Regions from separate parts of the Homo sapiens genome. Here region 1 is linked to region 2. The links are chromatin loops, found by intact Hi-C in ENCODE. Cell type or tissue: OCI-LY7. All regions are shown on one strand. Links, peaks and the distances in the headings refer to the core of each region. The heading gives the core; the rest is flanking DNA.

Evidence for each region. A loop is a pair of places that touch in the nucleus more often than their neighbours do. Peaks named below come from ENCODE experiments on the same cell type or tissue, not always from the same donor. Only the 100,000 strongest peaks of a DNase experiment are listed, where the experiment ranks them.
Region 1: a loop joins it to region 2, with 2.7 times the contacts of the local background. A loop is called at or near these places in 5 of 110 quality-filtered maps.

Annotation. Positions count from the first base shown.
Region 1 is chr9:76,621,651-76,629,991 of GRCh38, reverse strand. It overlaps PRUNE2 (prune homolog 2 with BCH domain), which reads left to right. Exons shown (of 19, transcript NM_015225.3): 16 at 702-800; 17 at 5,502-5,540. All of the region lies in intron 5 of LOC105376095 (a long non-coding RNA gene), which reads right to left. Among named protein-coding and RNA genes, the nearest start is that of PCA3, 140 kb to the left of the region's middle. In OCI-LY7, for the core only: no CTCF peak of the experiment used is centred there; a DNase peak (open chromatin) is centred at 5,151; H3K4me3 peaks cover 421 bases.
Region 2 is chr9:76,570,236-76,578,576 of GRCh38, reverse strand. No RefSeq gene overlaps it. Among named protein-coding and RNA genes, the nearest start is that of GCNT1, 120 kb to the right of the region's middle. RefSeq lists a silencer at 7,200-7,279. In OCI-LY7, for the core only: a CTCF peak has its summit at 4,367; DNase peaks (open chromatin) are centred at 866, 2,066 and 7,136; H3K4me3 peaks cover 2,612 bases; H3K27ac peaks cover 3,874 bases.

The sequences.
Region 1 (8,341 bases), core at 278-8,277, 51 kb before region 2:
GACCTTGGGTAAACACTTAACTGCTCTGTATCTGTTTCCTTATCTTTGAAAATAGGATAATAATAGTGTCTACCTCACTAGGCTGTAATAAGAAATACCTGCATTCATATGTGTAAACCACTTAAGACAGCATTTGGCCAAATACTGCATGATCTCACTTATATGTGGCATCTAAAAAAGTTGAGCTTATAGAAGTAGAGAGTGGAATGGTGGTTACCAGAAGCTGGGGGTTGGGAGTGAGGAAATGTTGGTCAAAAACCACAAAATTTCGGTTAAGAGGCATAAGTTCCAGAGCCCTATTGAACAACATGGTGACCAGAGCTAATAACAATGTATTGCATCCTAGAAAATTGCTAAGAGAGTAGATTTTAAGTATCAAAAAAAAAAAAAGCATGTGAAGTAATACATACGTAAATTAGCTCAGTTCAGCCATTCCACAACGTATACATATTTCAGAACATCATGTTATACTTTTTTACATGGCAATTTAAAAAATAAATTTTAAAAACAGAATAAAACATCACCACCAACAACAACAAAACAGTGTCTGGCACATTGTAACTCGTCAAATAATGTTAGCCTCTTAGTAAGAGTGCTGTGGCAAGGTGTTAAGTATCAGGATTTTCAAGAAAAGGCAATAGCCTTAGAATGGATAAGGTAGTGACTAATGATACATATTTTTTTCTTTTTTTTTTTTTTAGTTCAAAATTCAGCAGTAAAATTAAATATGTCAATAGCTTATCAGAACTCAGTGGGCTGATCCCAATGGATTGCATCCACATTCCAGAGAGCATCATCAAGTAAGTCCTGACAGTTTCAGAGATGTGTTAAGAAATAGTACTAGTTTGAGGCTGGGTGTGGTGGCTCACGCCTGTAATCCTAGCACTTTGGGAGGCTGAGTGGAAGAATCAGTTGAGCCCAGGAGTTTGCAATCAGCCTGGACAACATAGCAAAACCCCATTCCTACTAAATATATAAAAATTAGCCAGGCGTGATGGCATTTGCCTGTAGTCCAGCTATTCAGGGGGCTGAGATGGGAGGATCACCTGATCCTGGGAAGTCAAGGCTGCAGTGAGCTGTGATCGTGCCACTGTACTCCAGCCTGGTGGCAGTGAGACCCTGTATCAAAAAAAAAAAAAAGTGTGTGTTTGGAGAAGTGGGTTGGAAAAGAGGTCAGTTCTGGAACAGGGGAAATGGCACTATCTTATTTTTAAAACAATATTAAATATCCTCCAATAAATACAATTTTTTCCTATAACCTATAGATAATTGTTGTGTTCTTTTAGATCCTCTTTCACCTAATCTTTTCCTGGGGTTATTTGATTATTGTTCATTTTTAGCTTGAACTTTACTACCACTTTGGAAAAAGTAACAGTTACATTGGTTAATTGGTATACTGTCTCTACTGGTTAACAGTGTATCAGTTTCTTGTGTCCCCCACTCTGCACAGACACAAGACGGTCTTAGCATAGCTTGGATTTCTTTATTGTCTTATACAAAGTAATTTATCTGCATGATGCTAGGAAAATAGAAAGAAATAACTCTTTCTCTGTTTCTTCTAAACCTTTTTTGTTTGTCATGATTAAGTAGAGGGCATTTGCCCAGTGGTGGGTGAGGTGGTGAGGAATGGTTTCCTTGCTCAATAGAGGGTAACGCAGTATCAGCGTCAGCATCCTGCATGGGTACTGAAGGTCTCAGGATGATGCTACAAAAACTAGGATAAAATTTAACAAAATAAATACTTGGAGCTGGGATTTTAAAACAGGGATATCGGAGAATGAACAGTTGTATCTGGTACATTGTTGCAAAGAACGATTGTTTTCTGTGTGTCTTTTTTTTTGTTGTTGTTCACTGTATCTGAATCACTAGCTTTTTTCATTTCATTTGAATGGAGAGGGACTTAACCATTAGCTCAAAGAAAACAGGCAAGTATCATTCATCTTCCTCCATAAAATGGATAGCAAAATGTACCTCTCGTTTGGGATTCCAAAAAAGAGTCCTCTCACTTTAAAAAATTAATTAATTAATTAAAAAGGCCCAGCCTAGAAACTGGAAGGAAAGAATTCTCATGTAATGTGTGTCTATGATATGCCAAGCATAGCAGTGCTCTATTTATATCATTTATTTAACTCTTATAGTAAACCCCTGTTTTACAGATGCAGGGGACGTAACTTAGTAGGAAGTTACTTATGCACAGTATAAGTAGGAACCAGGAAGAGATGGAACGGAAATTCAAATTCAGGTCAGCCTGGCACTAAAATTCCCATGTCCTTTTCTAGTAGATTCCTTTACCTCTCTCAGAGAATCCTTCAAAATTCAAACCTCAGAAGTAGATTCATTTGGTTCTCCTACATAAGCAATATCGGGCGTGAACACAGGATACTGACTGGGCTTCCGGTGGTCAGCTGGGCTCAGCTGAATCAAACGGAGTGTTCATTAGATCCTAATGACGGCTTCAACCCTCATTAGCTTCACAGCGTTTCCACAACCAGCATACCTCATAGCTCTGGGCTGCTGCCTCAAAAAGGTGTACTCCGTCTTCAAATCCCACTTCTACTCTTTAAATTTAAAAAGTATGGAGGCAGAGAGGGATGCCTCACACCTGTAATCTTAGCACTTTGGGAGTCTGAGGAGGGTGGATAGCTTGAGTCCAGGAGTTCAAGACCAGCCTGGGCAACATGGTGAGCCCCCCGCCACCCCATCTCTATGAAAAAAACACAAAAATTAGCCGGGTGTGGTAGCATGCACCTGTAGTCCTAGCTACTCAAGAGATTAAAGTGGTAGGATTGCTTGAGCCTGGGAGGCGGAAATTGCAGTGAGCCGAGATCGCACCACTGCACTCAAGCCTGGTTGACAGAGTGAGACGCTGTCTCAAAAAAGAAGAAGAAAAAAAAAAGATGAAGAAGTATGGAAACACTCACATTCTATAAGATGACAAGGACATTCTCTCTTCTAGTGGAATTGAGCATTGACCACTTTCCAAGTAAACACGGTAACACTTCCATGGTGTGACAGAGGCAATAGAATGAAAAGTGAATGGGCTTTAGAGACTTAGATTTGAACCTTCTCTCCTACCTCTCAATGTCTCTGAGACTTCAAGTCATCTATTAAAATGATTAATTAATTAAAATATTCTGAGTCTCAGCTTCAGCATCTGTAAAGTAAGGAAGTAAGTTGCACTTCCTGGAATGGTTCTGAGGGTTGAATGCAAACAGGGTACACAAAGCACTTGCAAAGCCTCCCAGCACAGAGTTCGCAATCCAGAATCTTATTTATTGTTACACCTGTTGCTTTTAGAGACTCTCCATCATATGGGAAAGTTCAAATGAGAAGTTAAGTATACCTAGGACATTTTTCATTCAACTGCACACATCAGTTTTCAAGGGCTCCATTTGGGAAAAGTTACTTCAGGAGGAAGGGTTCTAGTTGGAAAAATTTTTTTCTGGAGAAAGAAATTTACCACCATTCATGTGCTGCCCACATGTCCATGTGTTCTGTTTTCTGTAATTCATCTCCTTGGGATGTCCTTTCTGCCATTTCTGTTACTGACCTTCATCACCTCAATTTCATGTTTTGCAAATTTCAAATGGATACGAGCCATGGCTCCTTTTTATCACTGAATAACATTCAAAGGATCTAATCTCAGCCACTCCCACAACCAGTCCTCAGCTGAGATGGAGCCTGTCATCAAAGGGCTTAAATGAAAGAAAAACTTGCCCAACCTAGAACCAAATTTATAATCATTGGTTACAGTTGATTCTCATTATTTGTGGCAGTTATGTTCTATAAAGTCACTGCAAACACTTAATTAGTGAATACTGAAATAGTGTTCCAAGGGAAAATACAGGATGTTCAGTTCCTGCAAGCATCTGGTCACAATGTTTTCATCAATCAATCAATATATAACCTTTTTTTATGTGTGTTTCTGTTTAAATGAACCTTACTTAGTATACATTGTTGATTTATGAACATTGAACTCATGGCCAACAGTATTGTAACTTGTGCATAAACAAAGCTTATCTAATACACATATTTTCTTCATAAGGCACATCACAGCTTTCCTGCACTTGGGAATACTAGTATTCCCAATACAGTATTTCAGCCCTATGCTTGGAAGCCAATTTGAACAGCAAAATCACCAAGGAAAAATACAAAAATGAGCGGAAAAAAAGGCACTAAAAAGGTTGTGAAAAGGACACTTGTTTACAGTATGAAACAAGAAGACAGAGCCTCACACATTGCCAGGTGGCAACATGAATGTTGGGCAACTCAAATTTTTCTCCACTCTGCACATGTCCACAAGTGACCCAAAAAGTACTTTGTATTGATTTTGTGTTTATAAATACATGCTAGTGAAGAGGCAAATTTACAAATATAGAATCTGCAAATAATGAGGTTTGACTGCATATATTTATAAATTATAAACATTGATTGTTTTCTAATGAAAATAAGATTTCCCCCAAATGTCAATTTTATTATTACCATCATACATCACCTAATGACAGAGACATGTTCTGAGAAGTGCGTCTTTAGATGTTTTCATCATTGTGTAGACATCATAGTGAACTTATACAAACCACCCCGATGGTAGAGACCACTACACCACCTAGGCTATCTGCTATAACCTGTTGCTCCTAGGCTACACACCTGTACAGCATGTTACTGTACTGAATACTGCAGGCAGCTATAACACCATGGTAAGTATTTGTGTATGTACACGTAGAAAAGATACTGTCAAATTATGGTATTCTAATTTAGGGGACCACTACCATATATGTGGTCCATCACTGACCCAAATGATGTTACATGGTGCATGACTGTATCTGGATAGGCATTTTCTCTCATGATTTGACTGTCATTTAAATCATTTACTTGTCATTTTTCCCATCTGTTTGCTCATTTTCCTTATGGCACTCGTTTTTTATCTTGTAAGGTACGATGAAGAGAGATCTTATAAGAGAAGTGTGAGGTAAAATCTCCTGATCTCCTATTCATGCTGGACCCTGTGTGTGTACACCAGTGTTTTACTTGTGGGTGACCTCAACAAGCTACCAGAGCAAGAGGTCACTGTATCAGTCTTTTGTATGCCATTTTCAGTCTTTGTCCTGTGTGTAAAGCTGTTGAGGTCAACCTAATTTGCAACTGAAACCTACTAAACCAGATACATCCCTGACTTGGCCCAGGCTGCAAGCTAACTTGAACTGTACCCACCAGACTGACGTGGATGTTTTCAGCTTTATTCAGCCAGCATGTTTCTGATCCCTTTGCAACTTATGTCTACATTTTATGAAGGAATTTGCAAAGTAAATGTACATAAACACTGAATGGGAGGCAATGACAACATATTTAATGGAAGGAGTACGTCTCAGGGCTCCAGAAGACAGTTTCGAAAAGCACATATGCACCACTTTCATTTGGCCCTGCTTTGCTGAGTGACTGTCTCATGCTGTGCTTGCTTCTCTTTTGTTTCTTTTCCACACCAATAATTTTTGCTCCTGCAGACTGGATGAAGAACTGAGGGAAGCATCAGAGGCAGCTAAGTAAGACTTGGTTTTCGTTTAGCGGCTGGCATGATGTTGGCTTGCATTTCAGAACTGAATTGGGAAAATCTGCATGCCTGGTGTTTTATTCCTGCTTCCTGATAATAATGCACTTTAGAAATTCTCTTTCTCCTATGATAGATGTAATCTCTATTATTCTTACTACAATCTATTTTTCCCCATGATCTTGCTTATACTGAGGAATGTATTTGTCACTGTTGTTGTTGTTTTTTAATGTACACGCAATTCTAGGCACCACAACAAAAGAGCACATCACAGGCACTGCCACATATAGTGTGACATCGAGATGATCATTAGGTATTGAGGCAACAGAACCTCACTAATTCATACCAGTGGGGAGGAATAATAACACATCGAGATTTGGAAGATTTTTGTAGAATCAATTTCACGGCCTTCTATGAATTAAAACAACAACTTACTTAATGACTTTGGAAATATTGCTTAACTAACAGCCTTTGAGCTATTTTGATGAATAGAAAAACAAAAGTCATTGCCCACTATTGCTAAAGTATGAATCTCAAAAAGGCAAAATTACAACTCTCATGCAAATATAAAATGAACACATGCCAATGATTTTATTCAACTAATTATTTAATGCAGGAACCACTAAGGTGTTAAAGCCAGTTCAAAGAACATTTGAGCAGCTAGATATCTATAGGCAATTTATAGAAGAATATTTGGATAAGATTGTTGGGTTAGATACAAAACTGGTTAATAAACAACAGGGCAATAAACTGTAATATTGAGGTTGTCTTTTCCACTGGACAGAAATTATTTGCATCTCTGCTGGACAGAAACTACAAGTTAACCTCTGCCCCTATTGAGCTGTAAAATAGCCCAACCAATAGAAAGTCAGACCCCTGTAATCCCAGCACTTTGGGAGGCCGAGATGGGTGGATCACGAGGTCAGGAGATCGAGACCATCCTGGCCAACATGGTGAAACCCCGTCTCTACTAAAAATACAAAAATTAGCTGGGCATGGTGGTGCACGCCTATAGTCCGAGCTACTCGGGAGGCTGAGGAAGGAGAATCGTTTGAACCTGGGAGGCGGAGATTGCAGTGAGCCGAGATCATGCCACTGCACTCCAGCCTGGGGACAGAGCGAGACTCCATCTCAAAAAAAAAAAAAAATCCAGTCATTCTCTTTTCTCGTTTCCAAGTTACAAAGAAATTTTCTGATAATACATGTTAGATATAACCAAGTACTATTTGAAAAGTTTGCTGAATTAAGCACATTAAGTTTCTTCCCTATTTTAAATGTTGCTTATGCTGTTAATTTTTAAAACCAGCTCCCATTTTAATAGACATTGCAAAAGCAGAAGGCCTGGACAATGTCCTAACAGCTATAAATTCTGAATAAATAAAATCTAACTAATAGACATTTTCTGCATAGTTGTAAATGCCAATTCCTCATTAAAACAATCCATTTAGACATTTTTCCCCTATGGTACATTTTTATTATAATAACCTATAGGATTATTTGCTTGTAGTGTGCCAATCTTTTGTGTTAAAAATTAAAGGATAGGTTTTTGCTTTAGAAAGTTTAGCATTAGTGGAGTTTACTGTTACAATATTCCAGTCTTCTCATTTTCTTTCAAGATAACTGACACCCAATTAGATAATGAAACTCAAAACTGTGTAATTTTTTATTCTAAAAAATCTTCTTAGTCTTGATCCCAACTGTCACAAACAAGAAGTTGTGGAAGTAAGGAAAATACTAGTAATCAAGGAACTGAGTGTTGGTGTAACATCCCTTTAGCATTTACCTGCACTCAAATTGCTTTGTATCATGAGATTTCCTAGAGAGAGAGAACGCTCAGTGAGAGTTCTCTTTCAGATTTTTTCAGTTTTCTTTCAGATTTATTTTTTCAGGATGATAACATATTTATGAAATTAAAGCGCTATTTTGAAGACAAAAGATGGGGGAAAGAACATCAATAATTTTTCAGACAAACCTGTCATAAAGTCATATTGTCATGTTTCTTTCATTATTACCATGAAATCTTGCTTCTTTTAATAGATTTTTTTCCTCTATATTTATACTCTTTCTGCTTAGCTGCCACAGTAAAATGATTATTGTTTTTGGGTAGTTTTGTAGCTTTCTCTTTTTTCTCTCACATCCACTATTTTGTTCTCTTCCTTACCCCTACCTACCCTCTCCCAATGTGTCTAAATGGCTCAGAGGGTCCTGAGACATTTTGATCTCCCTCCTAAAGGAAGCACTATGCTCGTGCCTGGTACATAGTAGATGCTCAGTAAATTTATGCTGCATAAATTAATGAATTTGCATAACATTCAGTTCATTGCTGTTGAGCAGTGGGTTCTCAAACTTTATTGTGCATTGCAATGACCTGGAGCACATGGTAAAACACGAAATCCCATGTCTCACCCCCAAAGTTTCTGATTCAGCAGCTCTAGAGTGGAGCCTAAAAATCTGCATTTCTGGCCAGGTGAGGTTGCTCAGCCCTGTAATCCCAGGACTTTGGGAGGCTGAGTGGGGAGGATTGCTTGAGGCCAGGAGTTAGAGACCAGCCTGGGCAACATAGCAGGACTCCATCTCTACAAAAAAAAATTTTTTTAATTAGCCAAGTATGGTGGTATGTGCCTGCAGTCCCAGCTACATGGGAGGCTGAGGTGGGAGGATCCATTGAGCCCTGGAGTTCAAGGTTGCAGTGAGCTAATTGATCTTACCACTACACTCCAGCCTGGGCAACGGAGTGAGACCCTGTCTCAAGAAAAAAAAAAGTCTGCATTTCTAACAAGTTCCCAGTGATGCTGA
Region 2 (8,341 bases), core at 25-8,024:
AGCGCTGTCCAACAGAAATCTCATGGGAGCCACGGAAGTCATTTTAGATTTTCTATCAGTCACATGAAAAAATAATAAAAATATACAGGAGAAATTAATTTTAATGTGTTTTATTTAATCCCATTGATCAAAAATATTATTGTTTCAACATATAATCAATGTTTCCATTATTTACTTATTTATTGAGATAAGAGTCTTGCCCTGTTGCCCAGGTTGGAGTGCAGTGATGTTACCATGGCTTACCGCAATCTTGACCTTCCCAGGCTCAGGTGATTCTCCTGCCTCAGCTTCCCAAGTTGCTGGGACTACACACATGTGCCTCCATACCTGGCTAATTTTTGTATTTTTTGTAGAGATGGGATTTTGCTATGTTGCCCGGGCTGATCTTGAACTTCTGGGCTCAAGTGATCCATCCTCCTCAGCCTCCCAAAGTGCTGTGATTACAGGTGTGAGCCACTGAGCCCAGCCTACAACATATAATCAATGTTTTTAAAAATCTTTTATAATTGTACCGAGCCTTCAGAATCTGGCATGTATTTCACACTTAACCCACATTTCAATTTAGAATAACCAGACTTAAAGAGTTCGGAAACCACATGTACTTAGTGGCTGCCGTATTGAGCAGTACAGCTCTAGAAACTAAATTTCCAGTCTAGTGCAAAGGTGAGGGGAGGGGCAGGTCTTCTGCTGCAAGGCATTGAGAAGGAAGCTGGGAGTCTAATTGCTTCTTTATTTATTTATTTGAGACGGAGTCTCGCTCTGTCGCCCAGGCTGGAGTGCAGTGGTGCGATCTCAGCTCACTGCAAGCTCCACCTCCCAGGTTCACACCATTCTCCTGCCTCAGCCTCCTGAGTAGCAGGCGCCCGTCACCACGCCCAGCTAATTTTTTGTAGTTTTTTTTTAGTAGAGACGGGGTTTCACATCTCTTGACCTCGTGTTCCGCCCGCCTCGGCTTCCCAAAGTGCTGGGATTACAGGCGTGAGCCACTGCGCCCGGCCTAACTGCTTCTTAAAAAGACTTTTGACTGACTCTGTTTTCCCATTTACCCTCATTTTAGAAATTCCTGGTGGCCCCAATTTCTGAGCATTTTTGTGGTTCTGTGGTGCAAATAGGATGGATGACTCACTTTCCCTCACTGCCAGCTTAGGTGTTGGCCTCACCGAATCTGCTGGGTCAGCTCACACTCATCCGTCAGCTTTCCATCTTTCCATTTTTCCTTGGTGTTTCCTCCACTCCAAGTCTCTTTGTCCTTATGGGTTTGTGCCTTAAAAAAAAAAAAATCGGCCAGGCACGGTGGCTTGCGCCTGTAACCCCAGCACTTTGGGAGGCTGAGGCGGGCGGATCACGAGGTCAGGAGATCGAGACCATCCCAGCTAACACAGTGAAACCCCGTCTCTACTAAAAATACAAAAAATTAGCCGGGCGTGGTGGCGGGCGCCTGTAGTCCCACCTACTCGGGAGGCTGACGCAGGAGAATGGCGTGAACCCGGGAGGCGGAGCTTGCAGTGAGCCAAGACTGCACCACTGCACTCCAGCCTAGGCGACAGAGTGAGACTCCGTCTCAAAAAAAAAAAAAAAAAAAAAAAAAATCATCCATTTTCATTTTATTGGAATGTTTGGAGAGAACAGAGATAAACATAGATGTTGAAACCACCATCTTTAACTGATCATCAATAAGTTTTCCATATCAATGGAATATGATTATTTTTGTCTATAAATTTTTTGTGAGTCTGGTGTTTTGGTTTAAATCATCTGAAAACCCTATGTATGCAATAACTATTTCCAAAAGGAACAAATGGATGAATAATGAGATATCCAGGAGACTGACTTAATCCCCAAATGTCATCCAATCCAGTTAAAACCAGTGCCCAGAAAGCGACACCCTCTGGGTCACCCTTCAGGGAGCCTGTTTCCCCTTGCACTCCTTAGCTCAGCTCATTTCTCTCAGTGACTACTGAGCTAAGAAAGCCCCCAGAAATAGTTAAGAATTTTAAAGGCTCTTAGCAGCAAACCAAATGCAAGACGGAGCCATGAGTCAACTGTTCCACCTCCCTCAACCTCATCGCCCAACTGCCTGCTAGAACAGACCACTTCCTTGTAATACACACGCTCTTTCTCTAGCACGGAGATTTAGCTTAACTCTGCCTTCCCCCACCTTCATCCTCATTTCTTCTTTTGAAAGGGCTGGGTTCCTTTTTGTGCTTTTTTTCTTGAATCTTAAAAATGAAGCCCAGGCCCCTTAGAACACAGAGCAATGTTAGAGTCCAGTCTTTATGTGTAATCAGTGTAGGGCTAGTAGTTTTGAGGTTCTTTGTTGGTTTGGTTTTGTACTTACTAACGTATTATTCTAGAATCCAAGAATAAATGAAAAGCAATTTAAATATGTATTAGAGTATCTCATAAAAGCGCCAAAAATGAGATTTTATTCATAATATACAGAAAAAAAATCAAGTTCTTTCCTTTTGCGTAAATGAAAGCCGTAGGAATCAAGAAATCTTCAGACCCAGAGATACCATTTAGTTAGCTTCTTTTACTGACACAGGGGATAGTTCAACTAGATTCCATACATATCTAGACAGTAGACAGTAAAGATAAGGGAAGCCCTAGAAGCTCCTAAGTGTATCAGAACCCAGAGGTTATTTCTACAGATGAAATAAAGAGAAGTAAATTTGGAGGTGGGGATATGATCATAGGAGGAATCTTGCTGTTTCAAAGTTCACAGTAGTGAAATCAGCTAAACAGGCAAATTGAGTTAAATTGGAAGCTCTTCAACACACTCCCCATCAGCTTACTGGGTTCTGGTCTCACAGGATCTAGCATGTTATGGCTGTGTACTGCCCCTACCTCCACCCAGGCATCCCATATATTATTTCCCCAGCACACATTTTCAGCTCTATGTATTGGGATATATTTTATTCACATCAAATTATTTTATTTTTATTTATTTGTTTATTTATTTTGAGATGGAGTCTCACTCTGTCACCCAGGCTGGAGTGCAGTAGCGTGATCTCGGCTCACTGCAAGCTCCGCCACCCAGGTTCACGCCATTCTCCTGTCTCAGCCTCCTGAGTAGCTGGGACTACAGGCACCCGCCACCATGCCCGGCTAATTTTTTGTATTTTTAGTAGAGACAGGGTTTCACCATGTTAGCCAGGATGGTCTGGATCTCCTGACCTCGTGATCCGCCTGCCTTGGCCTCCAAAAGTGTTGGGATTACAGGTGTGAGCCACCGCACTCGGCCTATTTTTTTATTTATTTATTTTTCAGACAAAGTCTCACTCTGTTGCCCAGGCTGGAGTGCAGTGGCGCGATCTCAGCTCACTGAAACCTCTACCTCCTGGGTTCAAGCGATTCTCCTGCCTCAGCCTCCCCAGTAGCTGAGATTACAAGTGCCTGCCACCATGCCTGGCTAATTTTTGTATTTTTAGTAGAGACTGGGGTTTCATCATGTTGGCCAGGCTGGTCTCAAACTCCTGAGCTCAAGTGATCCACCCGCCTTAGCCTCCCAAAGTGCTGGGATTACGGGCATGAGCCACTGCACCCAGCCTATTCACATCAATTTTTTAAGTCATAAAGATAATAGGATTGCCCTAATAAAAATTCCCATTACATTAATATTTCCTGACAAAATATTTTTCTTATAAAAATGTCACATTTGCCTAGATATTTAAAGTTTTCAAGACATTTCAAAACACCTAATCTTGCTTCCTTTTCACAACAACGTTATATATTTGGAGAAAGGTAGTCTTATCAGGCATCTTATTTGTTGATTAGTGTATTTCCTTATCACCCCGTAATACAAAGGACTGGAGGTAGAACAACAATACTGCTGGAAAAGGTAGGGTCAGGACTGGACTCCGGGCTTCCTCACTTCTAGCTGGAGGCCCTGTCTCCTGAGGATCTTTATTACTTAGGCCTTTAGCTCCTTGCCCAGAGGTGGCCACCAAAATATACTTGATCAGAAGCCAACTCTCCTGTCAACTTAAGTGCTGACTCAGGGTTGGTCGTGGTGATGATTTAGGGCTCAGAAGAAACATCATGTTTCTTTTCCTCTTTCTCCTTGTCTTCTTCCCTTTTCTACTGGAAGAATTCAGTCCTAATGTCATTCAGCAGGGCAGAGAAAGTTGGTTACTCTGAAGTAGGGGTGATGGCCCAGCATAGGTGTCTCCCCTGAACAGGGTGAGGAGGGTATTCATGATTGAGGACAGCCTGGTATATCAGAGAGCCTAAGTAGACAAGAAGGGCTTCCAGCTAAGAGGGGTGCCTGTAGTGGGGGTGGGAACCCCAGCACGACGAGGAGGGAAGCCCCATGGAGAGACAGCCTAGCATAGGTGTAGAGTCCAAGGAAGATGCCCGCAAACTGGTATGGGGACCTGGAGACCCTGCTGGGTAAGGATGACACCGCCACAGCCGGGAGTGCCTTGTGTAGGGAGTCACAGCCCAAGGGGCCAAGGAGGGGAACTGCATGGCACATAGCCCTTGGGTAGGGAACCAGAACCCTGATGGGGTGAGGATGATGTCCATGCGGGGTCAGCAGCATGTCATGGACCGAGTCAAAGCAGGGTAAGGGCAGTTTCTGAGGGGTGGTGGTGGCAGGTCAGAGCAAGGACAGGGTAAGGAGGGTGTGTGAGGGGTAAGGGGGACAGTGGCTCTGATAGGAGACTGGCTTCCTACAGGGGGATTGAGCAAATAAGGAGACTTAAGGATAATGGGAGCCAGATTTCTTAACTGTTGGAGTTCAGAGTCACAGATGTGGAAAAAAGAAAACTATTGGGGTGCACTTACAGTTTTCAATATAGATAGATTAAAAAATACAGATGACAATGTATATGTGTGTTTGTGTGTATGTATGTATATACTTTCATATATTTTTATGCAGCTATATACTTACATACATCCTCCAACTCTGTCTACTAAGAGAATCTCTCTTAGCAATAAACACAGCCCAGATTTCCTCTTCTAGATACCATTCTCCACTAAAAGAAACCAGGGCTTCTTGGAGAGATTTCAAGGATTCCAGGATTCAAGTCCTGATTCCAGGACTGAGGTAGGAAACTTGAGTATGAACCTTGTGTCAGAAAGCAAGGAAATGATAGAGATATATCAAAAGGACACAGAAACCAGCTTCATCATCAAAATGAATCACTGTTGTAATGGATTATAACTCCTTAAATAAAGTAGAAAACTATGAGTCCTAATAATGTTAGTATATGGATAAATGGAAGGTTTGAGGACGAATGGAATATTTACATAGAACCTCCTGCATAAAATATGTATTAATGATAGCAGGAAAAATAGTAACTTCCTAATGGAGAAGAAAAGCAGACAGCACCTTAACCAATGATCAAAGTGAACAATCAGCAGTCATGGGAAAATTGAATTTGTGCATCCCTGATAGGATCCAGTAAAAAGTATTAAGGGTCCCTCCTGGCTAACACGGTGAAACCCTGTCTCTACTAAAAAATATTAAAAATTAGCCAGGCATGGTGGCGGGCACCTGTAGTCCCAGCTACTCAGGAGGCTGAAGCAGGAGAATGGCGTGAACCTGGGAGGTGGAGATTGTACTGAGCTGAGATCGCGCCACTGCACTCCAGCCTGGGCAACAGAGCGAGACTCCGTCTCAAAAAAGAAAAAGTATTAAGGGTCACTTGAGAAATTCCTGCCAAAGATGCATGAATTGAATGAATTGAGTCCCATATCAGACAAAGCCAAATTGAGTGACTTCTACAAAATAACTGGCCTGTAATCTTCAAAAGCACCCAAGTCAGAACAGTCAAGGAAAGATAGAGAAACTAACCACTGCAGACAGAAGACTAAAATCATTGACAACTAAATGCAACAAAGGATTCTCAAGTGGATTCTTTAACTGTGATGGATTCACTGGACAATTGATGAAACTTGAATGCGGTCTGAGGATTAAATTGCTGTAATACAACAGTGTTAACTTGCATAGTTTAAAAACAGTATGGTTGTAAAAGAATGTCCTGTTTTTAGGAAACACACACTAACGTATCCAGGGGAGATACTTACTATCCAAGGTAGTCAACTTACTATCAACTGGTTCAAGGGATGTTCTTTGTACTGTTCTTACAAAGTGTCTGTAACTTTGAGATTGTTTAACACAATTTTTTTTAAACAAAGTTAGTTGTCATTTTTAAGAAGAAGAACAACGAAAATAGAAAAGAACAAACAAACAAAAATATGTCACATCAAAAGATGCACACAGCGCTGGCAGGGAAATGTTAAGTGGTATGATTCATACATGGATTCTTTTCCCAGCAAACAAAATGCCCCATGCAGTAAACTACCCTCTCAGGTGGAGAATGAAGTAAAGCCGCACCTATTCCAAACAAGGCAACCAAAAGGCTTTTCTTATTCCATGACCACAGACAAAGCCTAGAGAGAATGTGCAAAAGCACAAGAAAAACACATGGCCACATTTCCCATCTCATTATTATTATTATTATTATTACTTATTTGCTTTTGTTATTATTATTTTTTTCCCTTTCTTTTTTTCTTTTTTCTTTTTTCTTTTTTTTTTAACAAACCCTTGTGTCGAGGGCTGACTTTCAATAGATCGCATCGAACGAGCTGCTCTGCTAAGTAGGAAACCCCGACCCAGAAGCAGGTCGTCTACGAATGGTTTAGCGCCAGGTTCCCCACGAACGTGCGTTGCGTGACGGGCGAGGGGGCGGCCGCCTTTCCGGCCGCACCCCGTTTCCCAGGAGGAAGGGCACTCCGCCCCGGACCCCGGTCCCGGCGCACGGCGGGGCGGCCCGCCGGCGGGGACAGGCGGGGGACCGGCTATCCGAGGCCAACCGAGGCTCCGCGGCGATGCCCCATCTCATTATTATTGAAAAGGAATTTCTTTTATGTTTTTAAAAATAAATACCACTTTTTAAATGGTAAAATTAGTCTCCTTCCATTTAAAGAAACATACCATCCCAATGAAAAGCTTTGCACTAGGAAAAAGTTTCCTCAAGGATAGCTTTGGAAAACAGAGGAAAACGAAACAAAATTGCACCACCCTGACACAGTGACTATTATGAACTATTATGAGTCTTGTCTCCGTATTAAACGGCTGTAATCATAGCATGCCATTAGATTCCTTCTGTGTGCTGTGTGAAAGTAGCACAGTGGTTAAGCACAGGTTTTGAAACTGACTGACCAAGTTCCTCATCTGGCTTCTGCCACTGTATGTGACTTTAAGTTATTTTCCAAACTGCTATAAGCCTCAGTTTCCTCCTGTATCAAACAGGAACAATCTACTCCCTTATCTTGGGGTTTATGAGAGATTTAAATAAGATCATGGATGTAAAGTACTTAGCCCAGTATGTGGCATGTTTTATGTATTCAGTCAATACTTATTATTTTCTCATGAGTACTTTTCCATGTTTTAAATAATCATCTGCTGTGGTCTGAATGTTGTGTCCCCCTAAACTTTCTATGTTGAAATACTAACTCCTATGCTGACACATTAGGAGGTGGGGCATTTAGGGAAGTAATTAGGTCATGTGAGCAGGGCCCTCACAAATGGGATTAGTGCCCTTATAAAATAGGTCCAAGGGAGTTCATTTGCTCCTCCCACCATGTGAGGACACAGTTAGAAGTTGCTGCTCTAAAAACTAGGAAGTAAGCCTCATCAGACACCAGATCTGCTGGCATCCTGATCTTGGAACCATAGCTCCCACTCAGCCACTTGATCACGAGGGTAAACAACCGATACTGTACTCTAATGTGTTGTGTTCAGTACATGACATGAGATGTTTAACACTGTATTATAGATGGTTTTGTCCAACTGTAGGCTAACAAGAGTTCTGAGTATGGAAACATACTCAGGTAGGCTAGGCTAAGCTATGATGTTTGATAGGTTAGGTGTATTAATGCATTTTTGACTTACAATAGGTTTATCATTATAAGTCAAGGAAGTGGAGGAGCAACTGCTGTCTGCCTACTGACCCTCCTTAGTAACATAGCTACTGGACTCTATCAGGTACTGGATGCAGGCAAGGCCCTGGCGGCTTATAGGGTCCCATGGGTTGGACAACTGTTGGTACCACTGTGCAAGAGCACCCAGTAAGGACCAAGTAAAAAGGGGATCCTAACGAGAGCCTGGCCAGGTATTTGAACCAACACAAATGTGCCAGTTCTTCCTGAAGCCCAAGATGTGGAAAGGCTAGGCAATGGGTGGGTTGGGGTTTCCCTACCCCCCATCCTTTAAGAAGATGAGAGTGAGAGCACAGTGGGTGTGGTGGTGCACACCTGTAAACCCAGCACTTTGGGAGGCCAAGGCTGGCAGATCACTTGAAGTCAGGAGTTTGAGACCAGCCTGGGCAACATG